Regions from separate parts of the Homo sapiens genome. Here all the other regions are linked to region 3. A link is an interaction called in ENCODE POLR2A ChIA-PET data of the cell type or tissue named here. Cell type or tissue: OCI-LY7. All regions are shown on one strand. Links, peaks and the distances in the headings refer to the core of each region. The heading gives the core; the rest is flanking DNA. Region 1 overlaps PRKD3 (protein kinase D3). Region 2 overlaps CEBPZOS (CEBPZ opposite strand). Region 3 overlaps PRKD3 (protein kinase D3).

Region 1 (6,423 bases), core at 1,503-4,002, 54 kb after region 3:
AGAAAGACTGGGAGGGATGTGGCTATTAAAGTAATTGATAAGATGAGATTCCCCACAAAACAAGAAAGTCAACTCCGTAATGAAGTGGCTATTTTACAGGTAAAAATAAAAAATAAAAAACTGGTTTATTAAAGAGGCTGGTAAGAATCTGAATTAACTGCTTCTCTTTTTTTTTTTTTTTTAAGAAGGCAAAATTAGATTATGGTAATATAGGCATTATAGGGACTGCCAATATCTTGCTTTATGGTAGTAGTTTTAGAACACATTTTCGTGAGTAAAATCTTTTTTAAAAAAGTAAAATTTCATTCTTAATTCATTCCAGGAGCTTAAAATACTTAGGATACTTTGCCACATTTTGTCAGAAGGTTGCTGTTTTACCCATCCAGTTTTCACAGGTGACATGCTTGTCATAGCAATTACTGTGCAAGTAAAGATTGCTTTAAAATTATGTACCTTTTAACAGCACTTATTTCATTAATTAAAAACTCTAATTTTGTAATGGCTTAGTCGATTGGGGCGTATTTTAAAGATATATTGGCAATGATTTCAATTCCATAAATTCCTATGTGTTTTTCATCTAGCATTTTTACCCCTTGGGGGCGGTCATCTAGAAGATTAAAATTTAGCTTGATCCTTGGATCACTTTCTGAATATCATATAAATAATTTATAATATGCAAATGTACGTTATATAGTTTTTGCATATTATTAAAGAAATCATGGTCGTATAATAGCTCATTCTGGCCAGGTGAGGTGGTGCGCACCTATAATCCCAGCACTTTGGGAGGCCAAGGCGGGTGGATCACCTGAGGTTAGGAGTTCGGGACCAGCCTGACTAACATGGTGAGACCCCATCTCTACTAAATACAAAAAAACTAGGCCGGGCACGGTGGCGCATGCCCATAATCCCAGCTACTCAGGAGGCTGAGGCAGGAGAATCGCTTGAACCTGGAAGGTGGAGGCTGCAGTTAGCCAAGATTGTGCCATTGCACTCCAGCCTGGGCAACAACAGCAAAACTCCATCTCAAAAAAAAAAAAAAGCCGGGTGTGGTGGCACATGCCTGTAATCTAAGCTACTTGGGAGGCTGAGACAGGAGAATCACTTGTACCTGGGAGGCAGAGGTTGCAGTGAGCTGAGATCATGCCATTGCACTCCAGCCTGGGCAACAAGAGGGAAACTCCGTCTCAACAACAACAAAAAATGGTTAATGCTGTCAGAGCCCCATTTGCTTTGGGTGAAATTCAAGACAGCCTCCTTCTGAACTTGAGTTTCCTTGAAGAAGGTAAGAAACTTAAATGATTCATTTTACATTTATTATGTTACTTGTTGCTAATAGTAACATTTACCTCACTTTTTCAGAGGCATGATAATCAAAAAGCTTGTGGTCAAGTAGGTACCTGTGGTCATATCAAGGCTGTCTCCTCCTATAAAGCTACCTTTAAATAGAATATTAATAGCATTCATACTCTGTTGAATATGAATAGTATGAATATGTTGTCAGGTATTTTTGCGTATCTAATTTTGGAACCCTCATTGTCCAACTAGTAAGCGAAACAATAAAAATTAAGGATATATTCCTATGGATTGATTTCTTCTTGATCACAAACACAGCTCTGAGTAAGCACTGAAGCTTTTTTCCTCTTATCAGCTATGGATCATAATAACTAAATTTAGGAATAACCAGGTAATGCACAGTATGAAAAACTTCATTATTATATCATTTTGGTTACTTTCATCAATATTGCCCAAACTGGGAATAGATTGTAGGATGTCTCTATGCTATTTTCATACTAAATTTAATACAAGACTATCTTTGTTGTAGATTCTCTTCAAATTGTTTATGTCAGATATTTATACTTTTATATTTGGCTTTCCTTGTGGTGTCAGCATTTATACTTAAGTACTTTTTCTCAACATCACCCAGCAGGAAGGCAGATTCAGAGTTTGAATCTAAGTCTGTCTGCAAACCATATGCACTTTCTACTTTACATCATTGGACTGACCCACTCTGTGTGTGTGTTTGTGTGTGTGTGTGTGTGTAGTATAAAGATGAACTTTAGCTAACTTTGTATATGAATATTATTCATATAGAATATTGATATTCTAGAATATTCTATTAGTACAATCTGAATTCATGTAGGAAATACACTTCTTAAAAGGAATCTTTTTAAAAATCACACCTCATTTACTGAAATTAGTTTCATAAGATTTAGTTATGTGAGCATCACAGCTAAACTTTTTCACATGGGTTGGAAGTAACCTACTACACTGTTAAACGCACTCACACCACCTTTTGGCTCTCCTCTTCCCCATCCAACTGTATCATCTTTCCTTTTCCATCTTTGCCCCGTGTCATTCTTACCTGTAGTCCTCCCTCATCACCCAAACCTGAAAGGCTGTCTGAACTCCTGTAGTTCATCCTGCTGTTGATACCTTTACCTGCATCCCTAGAGGCGTCCATAGCTTTTCTTTCCCATGCCCACATACTTAGAGAAAAGATGGGGTGAAGATTGCGCATATTATTATTAAGACTACAGCTTTGGCCTTTCCGGTGGCAAGGAGGAAAAATCACAGGATCACTGATTTAGAAGTGACCTTACAGTTTATCCCGGAGTATCCAATCTCTTGAGCTCTTGGTGACAGGCTTTGTAATTCTGTTTAACAGAAATGAGCACATCCCATTTTTAGATACCTGTGATTATTCTTTATGAAAGTGAATCAAAATCACTTGAAAAAGATCCCACTGCAGACAATATACACAACAAATTGAGTCTTTTTTTTTCCCCCCCAAAAATAGCCATGTTGACTTTCTTGCTATATCTCAAACATGCCAGACATGCTTCTGTCTCAAAAGGCTTTGCATTAGCTGTTTCCTCTGCCTGGAATGCTTTCTCCCTCAAATATCTGCATGTCATACTCCCTTGTCTCCGTCAGGATTTTGCCCAAATATCATTTCCTCAATGAAGCCTCCACATTCTATTCAGCATTAAACCCACCCTCCCACCCCTCCACTCCCCTACCTTAACTCTTTTTCTTTTCTCCATGGCACTTATCACCTTCATACTAGGTAATTTACTATTTTATTTCCCATTGTCTGTCTCACCTTGCTGCAATTTATAAGCTCTGCGAGACAAGGCATCTTTGTCAAGTTTTGTTTAATAATGAATCCAGAATACCCACATAGTACTGGGTACACGGCAAATTCTTATTTAATATTTAATGAATAAATGTATTATGTGGGAAATTACAATACATTGTTAGATTGAAAAAAACTTTGGAATGACTCCCTTTAACTTTTTAAAGTAATGTGTACATTATGTATGTCTATATACAGTTACACAGAAAAAGAGCCATGCCTACATAAACTGTCAACCTGGCCACATCTAGGGAGGATGTTGTAGAGCAGGAAAAAAATTGGGGAGGGGAGGTTCCTTTTGTTTCCTAGATTATGTGGTAATGTAAAATGTTTCTTTTGCTGTCTTGCCTGAAGAGGGTAGTAGAGTAGTGGGAGAAAAGGTGTGGTGTTCTTGTAGGTACCTATGTAATTAGAAAACGTTATCAAAAACCTAGAGGGAAATTTCTGGTTTGAACATTGTGGTGTAAATTCAGCATTTTCCCGTTCTCATCTTGGAAGCTACCCCAAAGCTATAAGAAAAATGATTAACAGAAGTGAGCATACTTTAAAAAAAAGATGAGAATTCAAAACTATAAAATCATGTAGATTTCCAACAACAGTGAAGATGAAGCAGAGGTGCATGTCTCTTCAGGAAGAGACAACACAACTGTTTTTGCTGATTCTTTCTGAAATCTGCAGCCCTTATGTCCTCCAAAGGTCCCTTCTCCAAACAAAAAGCCATTTGAGGGTCATGATCTGATAAGATTTAACTCAAGGGAAAACACATTAAATGAAATGAAAGAAGGCCACTTTAACAGTGGAAGAGTGAAAATCATACTACACCAAATAACACCATAAACATTTATAAAGAAAAACTAAAAACAAGGAGAAACAGACAAACACATCAGTAGTCCATGAGAAATGGAGTAGACAAAAATAATTAAGAACGTACAAGGTCTAAACATAGTAAGGTAGATCTAAGCAGATTATACTGACCTCTGTACCCTAAAAACAAAGAATGCCTCATTAATTCAAAAAAGCAGTCGTATAAACAGTATTCTTTGATCTCAATGCATTAAAGCAGAAATAAATTACAAAATCAGAAAACAAGCTCCTACATGAAAACTTTAAAATACTAATTTTTGAATCAAAGAGCGAAATCAAAATTTCAGAATATTTAGAAAACCTGAAAATACTGCATATATATCAGCGCCTTTGTACTGTCTTTCAGAAAAAGCTTTATAACCTCAAATATTAAGCAAGAAAGAATGAAAATAAGTGAATTAAGAATCTAACTCAAGGAGTTGAAGAATGAACAATAAAATAAACCTAAAGAAAGCAGAAAGGAATAACAGATCAAAAATGAAAATTAATAAATACAGAAAAGAAATAATAAAGCCAAAAGCTGGTTTGCTGTGTGGGGGAAGGGAGGAGGTATGTAAAAATAAAATGGCCATCCTAAGCAAAGAAGAATATACAAAATGATCTTAGGGAGATAACCACAAATACGGGGGGGGGAAGGAATCTTAGGATACTTTGCTCATCTCTATCAGATAAATTTGGAAACTTGGAGAAAATGGGTAATTCTCAATGAAAGTATAACTTACTAAAACATACTCCAGAGGAAATAGAAAATGTAAACCAATAGAGGAAGTTGTTAAGGGAGAAAAATAATGTTACAGCATACTTCTATTTTTGTGTGTCCACGTGTTTTTAAAGGAGGGCAGGGGGGAAAAAGCATAGAGCCAGCCAACTATGGCCTAGCAAAACAGTCACATTTCAACCTCTGTTGATAAAAGTTATAATATTCTGAATCTTACACTGCTTATTGCCATTGTCACACCCCACCACTATGGGGTATTTGAGTTTCATTTATCTACTATAAAATGTTGTCATTTTGTATTTTGCTGCTTGGAAAACGATCTCATAAAATGGGTTTAAAATGATTAGCAAACAAGTCTATTTTGCATTTGTTGTTATTTCACTTTCTAAACATTTTTGAAAACACCTACTATGATGCAGATATTGAGCTAAAATAACTGAAACAATCTGTGCCTCAGAGAGTTTATTAAACAATGGAGTAGAATACACACATTATTACAATACAGTGGAAACTATTGCAGTAGTCCCAAAGAGAGAGAATGTGGGCTAAAATTAAGGCTTCAAGAAACATCTTAGACATGGAACTCAGCCTCACATAGGCCAAAAACATGTGAGTCCCCCTAGCATAATCAGCTAGCCATATTAAGGAAAAAAGCTAAAGAAAAATGTACAGGATGCTCCTCATTTTGCGACGGGGTCATATCTCCATAAACCCATCTTAAGTTTGAAAATAACTAAGTAGATAAAAATACCTCCTGAACACAACTTAGCCCCGTGTAGCCTACCTTAAGCACAGTCGCTTACATTAGCCTACAGTTGGGCAAAATCATCTAACACAAAGACCATTTTACACTAATGTGTTGAATATCTTATGTAATTTATGAATACTCAAAAAAACGGAATGGTTGTGCAGGTATTCAAAATACGTTTTTTACTGAATGAATGCATACCACTTTTGTACCATTCTACAGTTGAAAAATTGTAAGTTGAACCATTGTTAAGTTGGGGACCGTCTGGGTTTTTTTGTTTTTGAGATAGAGTTTTGCTCTTGTTGCCCAGGCTAGAGTGCAATGGCGCAATCTCAGCTCACCGCAACCTCTGCCTCCCAGGTTCAAGCAATTCTCCTGCCTCAGCCTCCCGAGTAGCTGGGATTACAGGCTTGCGCCACCACACCCGGCTAATTTTGTATTTTTAGTAGAGACTAGGTTTCTCCATGTTGGTCAGGCTGGTCTCGAACTCCCGATCTCAGGTGATCCGCCTGCCTTGGCCTCGCAAAATGTTGGGATTACAGGCGTGAGCCACCGCGCCCGGCCTTTTTTTTATTTGAGACAAAGTCTCGCTCTGTCTCCCAGGCTGGAGTGCAATGGCATGATCTCGGCTCACTGCAGCCTCCACCTCCCAGGTTCAAGTGATTCTCCTGCCTCAGCCTCCCGAGTAGCTGGGTTTACAGATACCTGTCACCACACCTGGTTAGTTTTTGTATTTTTGGTAGAGACAGGATTTCACCGTGTTTGCTACGCTGGTCTCGAACTCCTGACCTCAAATGATCCACCTGCCTCGGCTTCCCAAAGTGCTGGGATTACAGGCGTGAGCCACCACACCCAGCCTGTATCTTTATTAATAAGGAATAAAAATTGTTTAAGCACTTGGTTCATTCAGTAGAACATATTTAAGATTAAATTGGAAGACTGAAACCAGGTTATTGA
Region 2 (6,423 bases), core at 2,040-4,539, 120 kb after region 3:
TTGAACCCATTAGGCAGAGGTCGCAGTGAGCCAAGATCACACCACTGCCTTCCCGCCTGGGCGACAGAGCAAGATTCCATCTCAAAAAAAGAAACAAAAAACAAAGATTTAGAACTCCTTTCAGCATTTCTTATAGTGCTGGCTTGGTAGTGGTGAATTCTCAGCATAGATATCTCTCCTTCATTTAGGAAGCTTAGTTTTGTTGGATACCTTTTAAGGAGACTAAACACGTTGCCACACGCTGTTCTGTCCATCCATGTGGGAGCTGCACGTTAGTCCTGTCCCCTTATCCGCCATTTTCCTCCTCAGCACAGCAGATCAACATGTTTGCCTCTTTGTTTTGTTCTCTCCAGGGCCCCAGCAGATTGGATGGTGCCCACTCACATTTGAATGCAGATCTTCCTTACCTAGTCCAGAGATTCACATGCTAATCTCTGCTCATTCATTTTTAAACCATTCAATTATAAAAGCCTTGCATTTTTCAGACACCTGTTATCTTTTTCTTTTCTCAACCATTATTTGCCATTTGACCCTTGCAATAATCCATGCTCCTTTATTATGATACGAACTCTTCTTTCTGCTAATTGTTTTTTAACATTTTTAAAAGTATTATCTTACAAGATTCTGCTTCACAGTGTAACACAAGGTGCTAATAAAAGAAAAAAGTGCTGTATCAGGTGACAGTCTTAAGATTTTTGATAAAAATGTAGAAAGCACTGTACATACTTTGCCTCCAGTGCCTCTCTGGCTTCTGCTTACTGCTAAATACTGATGACTAAAAATAGATCTGCAAAGTTAAATAATAATAATGTTTTAAAAAGTTTCATGCGCGTCTGTATGAAGAGACCACCAAACAGGCTTTGCATGAGCAACAAGGCTGCTTATTTCACCTGGGTGCAGGCGGGCTGAGTCCGAAAAGAGAGTCAGTGAAGGGAGATAGGGGTGGGGCCATTTTATAGGATTTGGGTAGAAAAAAGGAAAATTGCAGTCAAAGGGGGTTGTTCTCTGCCTGGCAGGAGTGGGGGTCACAAGGTGCTCAGTAGGGGAGCTTTTGAGCCAGGATGAGCCAGGAGAAGGAATTTCACAAGATAATGTCATCAGTTAAGGCAGGAACAGGCCATTTTCACTTCTTTTGTGGTGGAATGTCATCAGTTAAGGCAGGAACCGACCATCTGGATGTGTGCGTGCAGGTCACAGGGGATATGATGGCTTAGCTTGGGCTCAGAGGCCTGACAAAAAGTTTCATTTACATATTGGTAGTAGTCTTTCAGAGCCTCACGCCTACAAAATTTTATCAGCTCTTTCAAATACTGCTGTCAATTTCTTAGTCCTGTAATAACTATGATTTAACTGATACATATTTAAATTATAACACGTTATCTTCCAGATTTTGTCTTCCCTTGAGTATCTAAGATCATGTTTTAGTATTAGCATAAGATGAGATATAGGCAGTTTTTCTCAAAAGCATCCCACAGAAAAGTGTTGCTTTACTTCAAGTTCTACTGAGCCTTTTATTAAAAGATGCTGGTAAAAGGAATTTGAGGAGAAGAAAAAAATTTTTTAATGTTAAAAAAGATGCTCTGAGCTTGTTTCAAATAGTAAAGTACTGTTTCAGAAGACATTAGCCTGAAAGGATTTCAGATCTCAATTGATAATAGTTTTGGATGCAGATTAAAGAATACCCAACAGAATTGACTGAAACAAAAAGAGGCAAGGAATTTTAAACAGATTTATTAATTGATTCAGATTTATTAATTTACTAATTGATCACCCTACATTTACAGGTGTTAGAGTAGATATCCTTAAGAATAAACATACCTTATAGAAACTTTAATCAGCCTGGGCAACACAATGAGACCCCATCTCTACAAAAAATCAAAAATGGCTGGGCGCAGTGGCTCACGCCTGTAATCCCAGCACTTTGGGAGGCCAAGGCAGGTAGATCACAAGGTCAAGAGATCAAGACCATCCTGGCCAACATGATGAAACCCCATCTCTACTAAAAATACAAAAATTAGCTTGGCGTGGTGGCATGCACTTGTAGGCCCAGCTACTTGGGAGGCTGAGGCAGGAGAATCGCTTGAACCCAGAAGGCAGAGGTTGCAGTGAGCCGAGATCACGCCCCTGTACTCCAGCCTGGCGACAAAGCGAGACTCTGTCTCAAAAAAAAAAAAAAAAAAATCAAAAATTAGCCAGGCATGGTGTTACATACTTGAGGCTGAGGTTGGGGGTGGGGGCGGGATAAAAGAAACTTTAAGAAACCAGTACAGTACAGAAGTGCCTACTCGTTGAGGTCACAGATACATCACTACAGGATGAATAAAACCCAAAAAAAACTTCCTAATGCATGCAAATGTGTATTATACAGCTGTTAAGTAACATACATATCACCTTAATAAAAATCAAGATGAAATGTTTTAGAAACTATTTTATCAAAAGTGGCTCTGATACAAAGACTTGTACATGATTGTTCACAGCAGCACTATTAATGCCAAAAAGTAGACAAAACCTAAATGTCCATTAACTGATAAGCAAAATGTGGTATATCCATACAATGGAATATTATGTAGCCCACAACATGGCATGGAGTACTACAACATGGATGAGCCTCAAAAACGTTATGCTAAATGAAAAAAGTCAGATATAGGAAACCACATGTCATATGATCCCATTTATATGAAATAGCCAGAAAAGGCAAGTCATAGAAACAAGATAGATCGGAGATGGGTTGGAGGACTACAAATGGCACCAGGGATCTTTGAAGTTGATGGAAATGTTCTAAAATCAGACTGTGGTTGTGGTTGAACAAGTCTGTAAATTTACCAAAATGCGTTAATACACTTAAAACAGCTGAATGTTATGATCTGTATTTAGTAAAGCTCTTTTTAAAATATGGCTCTACTACTGCTAGAGACATTGATATCAAAGATGCAGAGTTTGAATAATTGTTTCAGGAAAAGTTTATATATTCAGTACTACAGATAAGTTTTTTTTTTAAAGGAGAACCTTTTTCGCTGTTATAAACAACTTCATTTATAGCATAATAAACATACTTTCAGTCAATTTCTTTACAATCTAAAGACCCCTGAACTAAATTTTATGTTGTGTCTTAAGTATTTCAAAACCCATCCATGTCAAACTGATAATTTTACTATTGCTTGATACTATGTTATTTCCCTTATGGGTAAAACTTCGATCAGTGGCCAAATCTGAAAAGCAAGAAGACACTCTTGTCATCTGAACAGTTCTATTAGGATGTTGTTAGCTTTTTGAAAATATTATATACTAACTCTTAAATTATATTTAAATGCCAGCTACCCAATGGTGCCAGAAGATTATTGCAATTGTTTTTACCCAAGTATAATTTTTAAAATAAAATCATGTTGCATTGCATTTTTCTAAAATCATTAGATTTATAATTGAATAATGTAGACTTACAATTTTTTTTAGGGCCAAGAAAAAAGAAAAGAAACTTAAATGATTCCAGCCTATTTGTATCTGCTGAAGAGGTAAGGCTAATGTACTGTTTTAACAAGCTAGCTATTCTACATTATTTTTAGTTTTCTAATAAATTTATCGTTTTTGTTTAAAAGTTTGGCCATCTATTGGATGAAAATATGGGATCCAAGTTTGATAACATTGGCATGAATGCCATGGCTAACAAAGATAATGCAAGTAAGTAACTTAAATTTTTTTATTGATGTTTTAAAAATAGCTTTGGCTTGGAACTTCAGAAGATAGGAAATTTTCGTTATTTTATTTATTCTTTTTTTTTTTTTTTTTTTTTTTTTTTTTTTTTTTTTTTTTTTTTTTTGAGACAGCGTCTCACTCCCTTGCCCAGGTTGGAATGCAGTGGCATGATCTTGGCTCACTGCAACCTCCATCTCCCATGTTCAAGTAATTCTCCTACCTTAGCCTCCCAAGTAGCTGGGATTACAGGCATGCACCACCACGCCCAGCTAATTTTTGTATTTTTAGTAGAAACAGGGTTTCACCATGTTGGCCAGGCTGGTCTCGAACTCCTGACCTCAAGTGACCCGCCTGCCTCGGCCTCCCAAAGTGCTGAGATTACTGGTGTGAGCCACCATGCCTGGCTGATAGGAATATTTTTGAAAGACCTTTTCATGGTACTTTACAACCTGAAAGGAATGGCTTTTTCTTCTCTCAGGAGAACATGTAAGATTAACAAGTATTTAGACTAAAGCAAAAAAAAAAAAAACCTTGCAGACTACAAAAATTACTTTTTTTTAGGGAAGTGGGCCGTTTTTACATATTGATTGTTACTGGTTTTTATTTCACCAGTAAAAGTGCTTGGGGAGAGAAAATCTTTAGAGCATTTGTTTCTTTTCCTTCCTTAGTCATTTCTTTTTGAAACATTTATCTTTGACAATAAATATGAGAAGAAAAGCAACAAACAAGCAGTGGGTTTGTATAGTGGGTGGGAAACCACAGGCCAAGGCAGGCTAGAAGTTCCTGTGACTCAGCAGCATGTTCTGTGGGACCACCAAGAGTCTACAGTGTGGTAGTACACTCATCTTTTCTTCTTCTCTCAAAGGTCTCAAACAGCTTAGATGGGAGGCTGAACGTGATGACTGGCTACACAACAGAGATGCAAAAAGTATCATCAAGAAAAAGAAACATTTTAAAAAGAAGAGGATTAAAACCACTCAAAAAACTAAAAAACAAAGGAAATGAGTTATTAATGTAAATTATAGATTAAAATTCTACTTACATCTAATTTTTGCTGTTCAACCATGTTTTTTGATCTAGCTCTCTGATTCCATACATTCCAGACTTCTCAGTGGATTTGTAATAAACTATAAATAAAAATAGCTCTCATTTATAAAGTCATGTGGAAGCATTGTTAAAATTAAATGTATTGAAAAAAACAACTTCTTTTTTCCATATTGCTACATAACAAAATGAAAAAGAGGACAGTAGGATTACAGACTTCACATATAAGTCCTGGCATCTCTGATCATTGTAATGAGCACTATTTCGTCTAACTACATGATGTCATCTTGTTCAGTCTTTATCTACTTGACAGAGAAAGAGACAGCTCCAAGAAGTTAGCAAACCTGAGATGAAACTGATCTTTTAAAACCAAAGGTTTAAACTGTGGTTTGATTCTATCACCTCATATATGAATGATTCCAGAGTTTACATTCTTAACCACTAGAAGAATTCAGAATCCAGCCCATTACCTAATTCTCCTCTCACTAGAATAGATGAGAATTTAGTCTCAGAAGAACTAAAATACATGTGAATAGTATTGTTAGAAATTCCTTGTAAAGAAATTACTACATAATTTATAGGTTACCTGAAGAAGTTGTTTTATACTTATTTTTACTTAAGGAAAAACATACCTTCCAAGATGAAGGGATATTTCTTGCTCATTGTTTGCCTGAAATCTGATGGAAAAAAGGATGTCTTGAAATTAGATATGAACAGAAATTCATTATATTAACACAGCCACAATTTAATGCTAGCTTTAGGGTCCATATGATGGGAACCATATAGATTAGAAATTTGTTTGAAGGTCTTTCTGGTAATCCAGGAACGATCTCCTTTTGTTTTTTTGAGTCAGGATCTCTCTCCCTGTTGCCCAGGCTGCAGTACAGTGGCACAGTCACAATCCACCACTGCCTAGACCCCCCTGGGCTGGGCTCAAGCGAGCCTCCTACGTCAGCCAAGGTCAAGTAGCTGGGATGGGGCTCAGGGGAGCCTCCTACCTCAACCTCCCGAGTAGCTGGGACTACAGGAGCACACCATCATGCCCAGCACTTTTTTTTTTTTTCTTAAGATACAGTGTCTTGTTATGTTTAGCCCAGACTGAGCTCAAGCAGTCCTTCCACCTTGGCCTCCCGAAGTGCTGGAATTACAAGTGCAAGCCATCACACCCAGCCATGACACTTTTTAAAACTGATCCCAAGCTTTAATTTGTTTTTAAATACTGTTGGGATGTTTTTTTAATACCCTTCCTTAGAGTTTAAAAGAAAAGGGATTTTTTGAGTATCCAGTAGCATCTTGGTACAGCGTTCCAACCAAGTATGCTGAGGAAGACTGTGGCAAGTTTCAAAGATGGCTATCATGCCAGGTCTATTCCCTGTTTTAGGGAAAAATCACTTCCTAATTTAAAAAGTTGAGAGCTCTAATATAAAATTTCCCCAAGAAAAATGTTAAAGCACTTTCGGCCATAGCATGTGAAAGTCTTAGTGCCCACTGTTGATGCCCAGGAAGAATACTATAGCCTGAGAAAACTGGTTACTCAGAAAACAGCAATACCAGTTACTTTCTTAGTCTACCAAACAATGAAGTATAATGGGCAGGCTAAGTTTCCTCCATCTGTGCTCCCAAACTAAGCCAGACCAAGGACACTTGCTATATCCTCCACAATAGTAAAATCCATGGAGGTATGAAATT
Region 3 (6,423 bases), core at 2,508-5,007:
AATGCTAAGCTCTTAGGAAAAGTATGTTAATCTAAAGTAATAGGTATTTTTGAAAATATATAAATCATTGTCGGGATTGCTACAAGATATGATTTTTTTAAAAACCAACGACGTAGACACTTGAGTTTTTAAATACAACATACAATATAAAAGCAAGAACAATTACTAAGCAAAGTCAAACCTATGTCAAAACATGGACATGGACTTTAGGACGCTGGTCAGAATTGCATTGAAAAAGGCCACATACTTTTACGTGGTAAAAGAATACTAATATTAATACATGTCAAGAGGCGTGGACACAACCCTCCACGTCATTAGCATTTCTAGTACACAAAACTTAAGTTGAACCTGGAAAACTCTTTACTGGGAGGAATTCATGTTATAATAAATATTGTTATTCCAATAGGAAAAGCATTTTATCTCTTCACTTTAGCCTTTGCTGAGTATTGTACAAAAAGAATGATGCTGCACTAAATAATGAACTTCTTTTTGAAGAATTTAATAACTAGATGCATTTTGCCTTCCTGGAATCCTTTTGTCTGTCTCTTTGCATCGTTGACTCTTGCTTATCCAGAGATCTCAGCTTAAATATTTCCTTAAAGGTACCTTTCCTGAGATTCCAGCTGGAATTGAGTCCCCTTAGTATACTCTGCCATATCACCTCTTGCAGTTTATAATTACCCAGCTGTTTGTATGAATGTTATGTCTGTGTCTCACATCACACTTTGAATTTCAGAGAGAGCAGTGGCCATGTCTGTTTCGGTCACTGCTCTATAACTCCAGTGTCTCTCATAACAGTCTGGGAAATAATAAGTACTAATTAAGTATTTGTTAAGTGGAAATACTGCTGTTAGAGCTTCTCCTAATTAGAGTGTTAAAAATGAGATAATGTGTGCATGGGGGAAGGGGAAGGAGAGGGAGAGGAAGTAGATAAACTTGTGATATTACCGTGAGATAATCCTCAAGTAAGTCCTCTCACCTCCAGGGCCTTTGTTTCACCTTGTCTGTAAAATAGGACAGACTGGGTTCAAGATGCCATTAATATCCTATATTTTGATTCCAGTAACAATGATGACAGATTATGTAAGCTCATTTGAATGGAATATGTGACAGCTAGCTCCCCAAAAGAATATTTGACAAGTTCTAAATAAACATATTAGAAATGCTTGCCAACTAGATGATATTATTTAGAGCCTCGTACCCCTGTTAGAAACAAGCATATATAATTGGTATATAGTTTGTAAATTAATAAGATGTACTCTTCTTTCAGTTTTCTAATTGAAGCGTAAAGACAAAATTAAGCAGCATATCAAGGTTCATGTAAGTTACAGTTATTAGGTTTAATATTTAGTTTTAATATTTTTCACCCAACATCTTGTTGCATCTTCCAGAGTAAATCTGGGGTCCATAAACCAAACCAGGAGAGGGAAAATGGAAAGAGTGGGCAGAAATCTGACAGCTCTTAGGTTTCTTCTATTTGTGTTAATACTGAGACTTTTAAAAATCATTTTTATATGTAGTGTTTATTATGAATAGTTGTAATTTGTTCTGATAAATTAGTTGTATTAAACACTGTTATTTGGCTAATATTACTAGGTATAATAAAATGATATTTAGTGGGAAGACATTCATCAAAGTAGAAGTAGTTAATTTGGGCCAGGTGCAGTGGCTCACGCCTGTAATCCCAGCACTTTGGGAGGCCGAGATGGGCGGATCACTTGAGGTCAGGAGTTCCAGACCAGCCTGGCCAACATGATGAAACCCCGTCTCTACTAAAAATCCAAAAATGAGCCAGGTATGGTGATGTGCACCTGTAATCCCAGCTACTGGGGCGGCTGAGGCACAAGAATCGCTTGAACCCGGGAGGCGGAGGCTGCAATCAGTCAAGATCGCGCCACTGTACTCCAGCCTAGGCAACAGAGCAAGTCTCTGTCTCAAAAAAAAAAAAAAAAAAAAAAAAAAGTCGTTAACTTGCATACAGTTTTATTCATAGATATTTTACTACTTTATTTTGGTAGTTCATCTTATAAAAACTACTTAAGTCAGATACGTTGTGGAGCTCATTACCTCGTGAGACAACCTGTTCCATTGTTAGGTTGTTGGATATGGAATAATGTGGTAGAAAGAACTTGGGCTTTGGAGTCAGGGAAACTAGTTTGAATCTCATTTCTATCACTTACTAGCTATAGTCACAGGCAAACAACAGCTTCTCTAAAATTCTTGTTTCTTTTCTGGAAAATAGAGTTAAACCTCCTAGAGTTGTTGCAAGGATTTAATAAAGTATCATATCTCACTTTATGTGTTTAGCATAAAGTAAAGGCTTAGTTGTTAATTCCTTCAACTAATTGCTGTGAAAATTGCTAAAACTTACTGAGCACTTACTGTTAGCCAGGTGTTGTTACAGATAGTTTGTACCCCGTAGCTCAATCCTTGCAACCTGTGAGGTTAAGTAAGAAGTGCTCTCATCTTCATTTTTCGTCTACCCTCTGCAGTGATACTGAATAAAATCAATTCTCCTATTAACACTTATTCAAGTATTTGAAAACCACTTATTCTGTTTGGTTTTGTTAAGCACATTTTTATCACATGACATTATTTTTACCTTTGCGTGCATGATTTTTTTTTTTTTAAATCAGTATGGCTCTAAAAATGTTGACCATAGATATAAACATAATTGTGATATAGGCTGAGTAACAAGGAGTATACAGACGGATGCTGATGTGTTCTCAGTGACCTAGGGCATTAGCTTTGCATTAGCTCTTTTAGTCACCCATTATATTAGCAGTTTGAATTAATCTTTTTCGTTGATAAATACCTCTCATATAAACTGCTTACAAGTAAGCATTTCCCCATTTCTGTATTGCACATTTTGGGGAAACTAAATGCAAAGCTTTACACTTACCTTTAAGTTTCAGTTTAATTTTAGTTTATTTCTCCCAGATTTCTTCAACCTGAGGATTTTATAAGCATATTCTTTATGCCTTTATTATCTAATAAATAGTGAAAAATGATATAAGGCTGAGGACAGTGTTTCAAGGCAGTTCCGTAAAGACTTTCCTCATCTAAGGTGACACAGAGCAGCAAACTTAACTACACTAACATCCAACCCACACTCCAGTAACATTCTTGCAAAGGTAGCATGGACAATCATCTTGGATACTATTTTTGTCAGAATAAACTATCTTTTTTTTCTGGCTTTGCTGATTTTGTGGTCTTGGGCAAGTACTTTAATCTCTAAACCTTTGTTTTCTCAACCATATAATGAGTTGCTGTGAGGATTAATGAGGTAATATGTATAAAGTGCTTAGAACAGTATCTGACAGATAGTAAGAGCTTAATAAATGTAAGCTATTGTTATTTTTTTCCAGCTAAGAAGCCTAATAATCATTATTTTCCAAGATGTAAATGTGGTTGACTTCTAGTGATCATTATATTCTTCTCTAGTTATTCACAAACCATTTGCTTCATTATTTTTTATGTTTGTAATTTCTGAAATTTGCTTTCCTGCTTCTCCAGCCGCCAGAACTTGAAACCGCTCTACAAATCTCCAGGCCATGATTATATCTGTCTTTTTGAGCTCTTTCTCCAAGATTGCAGGAGTCAGCTTTGTGATTACATTTGTGAATTGCTTTAGTAGTATGGAATGGACTGCATCTGGACCCAGAGACTCAAACTCATGTAAAGTTGTTATAGTCTTAGTCATTTGTCTCAGGTTTCAGTTCTCAATGCCTTTCTGCAGTTTTAGTTTAAAACTGTGGAGAAGATAAGCAAAATACAAGTTGAGCAGTCTGTCTTTCTGTGCGATTTCTCAACCTTAGCAACATCCTCTGAGCAGTGATTCTTAGTTCCTTGTTCTCTTCGAGAAATAGTGTGTTCTTGTGGAGACAGCACTGGTAAGAAAGTACAAAACCTGGCTTCTAATTCCCGCTCCACCTATTAATAACCATGTGCTGCTGGGCAAGTTGCGTTATCGCCTTGTGCTTCAATTTTCTTGTCTACAAAAATGATTTCTACCCTGTCAACTTTCAAAGAGTTATGAGGTAAAGTATGTGAAACATTTGTAAACTATCAAGTGTTGTACATTATATAAGATGGAATAATGATCATTTACTTGAAAGTAGCTATGAAAGCTTTCATCTTCAGTTTTTTTTAAAGTCTCAGTTTTTTCCTGAGCTTTCCCATTCCTAATACTATAGTTGTGTGCTTTTGCCCTTCTGTCACGTTCTTCCTAATTTAACCCATTAACTACTCTGCAGAGAGTTACTCTGCAGCCACATTGGATGATTTACTCTTTCTCTTCATTGGAATTATTTATGGGTATATAGATGGAACTTAGAAAGAACCATCAATTATGAGCTGTTTCACGCCTAAGCCATGTGGAGGGGTTGGGTCATACCTTTTTTTTTTTTTAACTTTTTGACCTGTGCTTTCCTAGAAATTATGATACATATTTAACTATACCTACTGTTCTCTTTCTTACTGTTAGAAATGCTTTGTGGTCTACAGCCACACCACCCCAAATGTGCCTGATCTTGTCTGATCTTGGAAGCTAAGCATTGTTGGGCCTAGTTAGGACCTGGATAGGAGAAATCCCTTATGGTGAGATCCCTTTCTCTTATGTTCCTGTGATAAGTATGTCAGCTTTCACACTTATTGATCATTTAACTGTTCAGTATATCCCCTCCTGCTTCCTTAGCCTTCTGAAAGGAATGTTTCAACAAAGCAAGTCAAGAGTCATGTTTCGGCAGAATTAGTATTGTAATATTAAAAAAAGAATACTCTTGTATTAGGAAAGTATTGTACATCTTTTGTGTGGTGGGGTGGCATGTATTGTATGTCTATGAAAATGTCAGTTTTACTGTTTTTTGTCCCTTCTGTTTTTGATATAACTCAGTCATGTAATTGTAACATAGAAGTGTTTGGTCTTCATTGATTAAAAATGAGGTAAATTTTAAAAAATGTTTAATGTTTAAGTTTTAGGTATCAGTGTAGAGTGCCAAGGATATTTTTCGAGCCTCTCCCTGAAATTATACTTATAGTAAAAAAAGTCTTTGCTAACTAGCCAAAAATTGCTACCCATTAGGATTTATTAGTGAATTATAAGCATATGACCAAAAATTGTCATTTAAAAAAGTTATGTTCTTATTTTTAAATTAATGTCGAATGAATATAAAGTATTAAAAACCTTTAAAAAATTTCCTTCCAGGCTAACTATATGTCAGAAAGCATCAGCTTTTCTCGATGGACCCATTCATCTAATGAAATATGCCTGTACTATTTTAAAAAGCTTTGTATTTCGTCATAGAAAAGTTCATCCCCCCAGAATGAAAATGAGGACATTTGAGAAGGTGATTTAAGGTGTGGACATTTGAGAAGGTGTCCTATCAAATTAGTAAACCAAAGGAAAAGTACTGAATAGATTAATCCAAAACACTTACTGTTTTTTAAACGAAGAGGATTTCACCTTGACAGAAAAACAACTTTTATTCAATATGTATTTCCTGAAATTAAAGAGACAAGTACAGACTGAAAGGAAAATAGATTCGTAAATAAGCTACGTCAACTCTATCCTGCTGAGGATAGCTCAGTGATGTTAAATCCTTTACAAATCCCTGGTTGTCTTCCTACAGACAAGACTGCTTTTTGATGGGACTGATATTAAGAGAAATAGGACCTTTGGGGCATTCAACTCCTTGATAAAACTTAAAAGTATCGGCATGAGTGGCTTAACAGAGGAAATAAAGAAGTTTTCAACTAAATCCAAAAGTGCGGTCATTTTCTTTACTGCTGTTATTTTAAAAACCTCTTCATAACCATTGAAAAAGAATCGACAACTATTTTAAAAGATTAAAGAAAGGCAGATGTCTGCAAATAATTCCCCTCCATCAGCCCAGAAGTCTGTATTACCCACAGCTATTCCTGCTGTGCTTCCAGCTGCTTCTCCGTGTTCAAGTCCTAAGACGGGACTCTCTGCCCGACTCTCTAATGGAAGCTTCAGTGCACCATCACTCACCAACTCCAGAGGCTCAGTGCATACAGTTTCATTTCTACTGCAAATTGGCCTCACACGGGAGAGTGTTACCATTGAAGCCCAGGAACTGTCTTTATCTGCTGTCAAGGATCTTGTGTGCTCCATAGTTTATCAAAAGGTACTGTGTGTGCTATTATCAGTAGTAAATAATATTGTTACTGATGTTTTTCTATAAATTATACGTGTACCAGTGAGTTAAGACATACTGATCCATCAGTAGTTTATTCTGTGCATTTTTGGAAGAGTTCTAATGACCTCTGAGGCTAAAGACTGAAATTTCAGAGTCTAGCTAATTGGAACATATATCCCAGATTTAAAATACATTTATTTGGCTGGGCGTAGTGGCTCACGCCTGTAATCCCAGCACTTTGGGAGGCTGAGGCAGGCAGATC

What was found. Peaks named below come from ENCODE experiments on the same cell type or tissue, not always from the same donor. Only the 100,000 strongest peaks of a DNase experiment are listed, where the experiment ranks them.
Region 1: POLR2A ChIA-PET joins it to region 3 with 5 read pairs; 8 of 35 experiments call an interaction of 5 or more read pairs at or near these places.
Region 2: POLR2A ChIA-PET joins it to region 3 with 15 read pairs; 4 of 35 experiments call an interaction of 5 or more read pairs at or near these places.

What each region holds. Positions count from the first base shown.
Region 1 is chr2:37,261,106-37,267,528 of GRCh38, reverse strand. It overlaps PRKD3 (protein kinase D3), which reads left to right. Exons shown (of 19, transcript NM_005813.6): 14 at 1-99. It also overlaps a transcript of NDUFAF7 not described here. Among named protein-coding and RNA genes, the nearest start is that of NDUFAF7, 33 kb to the right of the region's middle. In OCI-LY7, for the core only: a CTCF peak has its summit at 3,505 (motif pointing right); no DNase peak of the experiment used is centred there.
Region 2 is chr2:37,200,036-37,206,458 of GRCh38, reverse strand. CEBPZOS (CEBPZ opposite strand) reads right to left here. Exons shown (of 5, transcript NM_001322374.2): 3 at 5,367-5,411; 4 at 4,733-4,817; 5 at 1,716-4,596. The coding sequence ends at 4,735. It overlaps CEBPZ (CCAAT enhancer binding protein zeta), which reads left to right. Exons shown (of 16, transcript NM_005760.3): 14 at 3,451-3,509; 15 at 3,594-3,675; 16 at 4,556-4,847. The coding sequence ends at 4,695. Among named protein-coding and RNA genes, the nearest start is that of CEBPZOS, 6.8 kb to the right of the region's middle. RefSeq lists enhancers at 249-1,053, 1,054-1,857. In OCI-LY7, for the core only: no CTCF peak of the experiment used is centred there; no DNase peak of the experiment used is centred there.
Region 3 is chr2:37,315,963-37,322,385 of GRCh38, reverse strand. PRKD3 (protein kinase D3) reads left to right here. Exons shown (of 19, transcript NM_005813.6): 2 at 5,207-6,149. The coding sequence starts at 5,862. Among named protein-coding and RNA genes, the nearest start is that of PRKD3, 5.7 kb to the left of the region's middle. In OCI-LY7, for the core only: no CTCF peak of the experiment used is centred there; a DNase peak (open chromatin) is centred at 3,785; H3K4me3 peaks cover 2,365 bases; H3K27ac peaks cover 2,387 bases.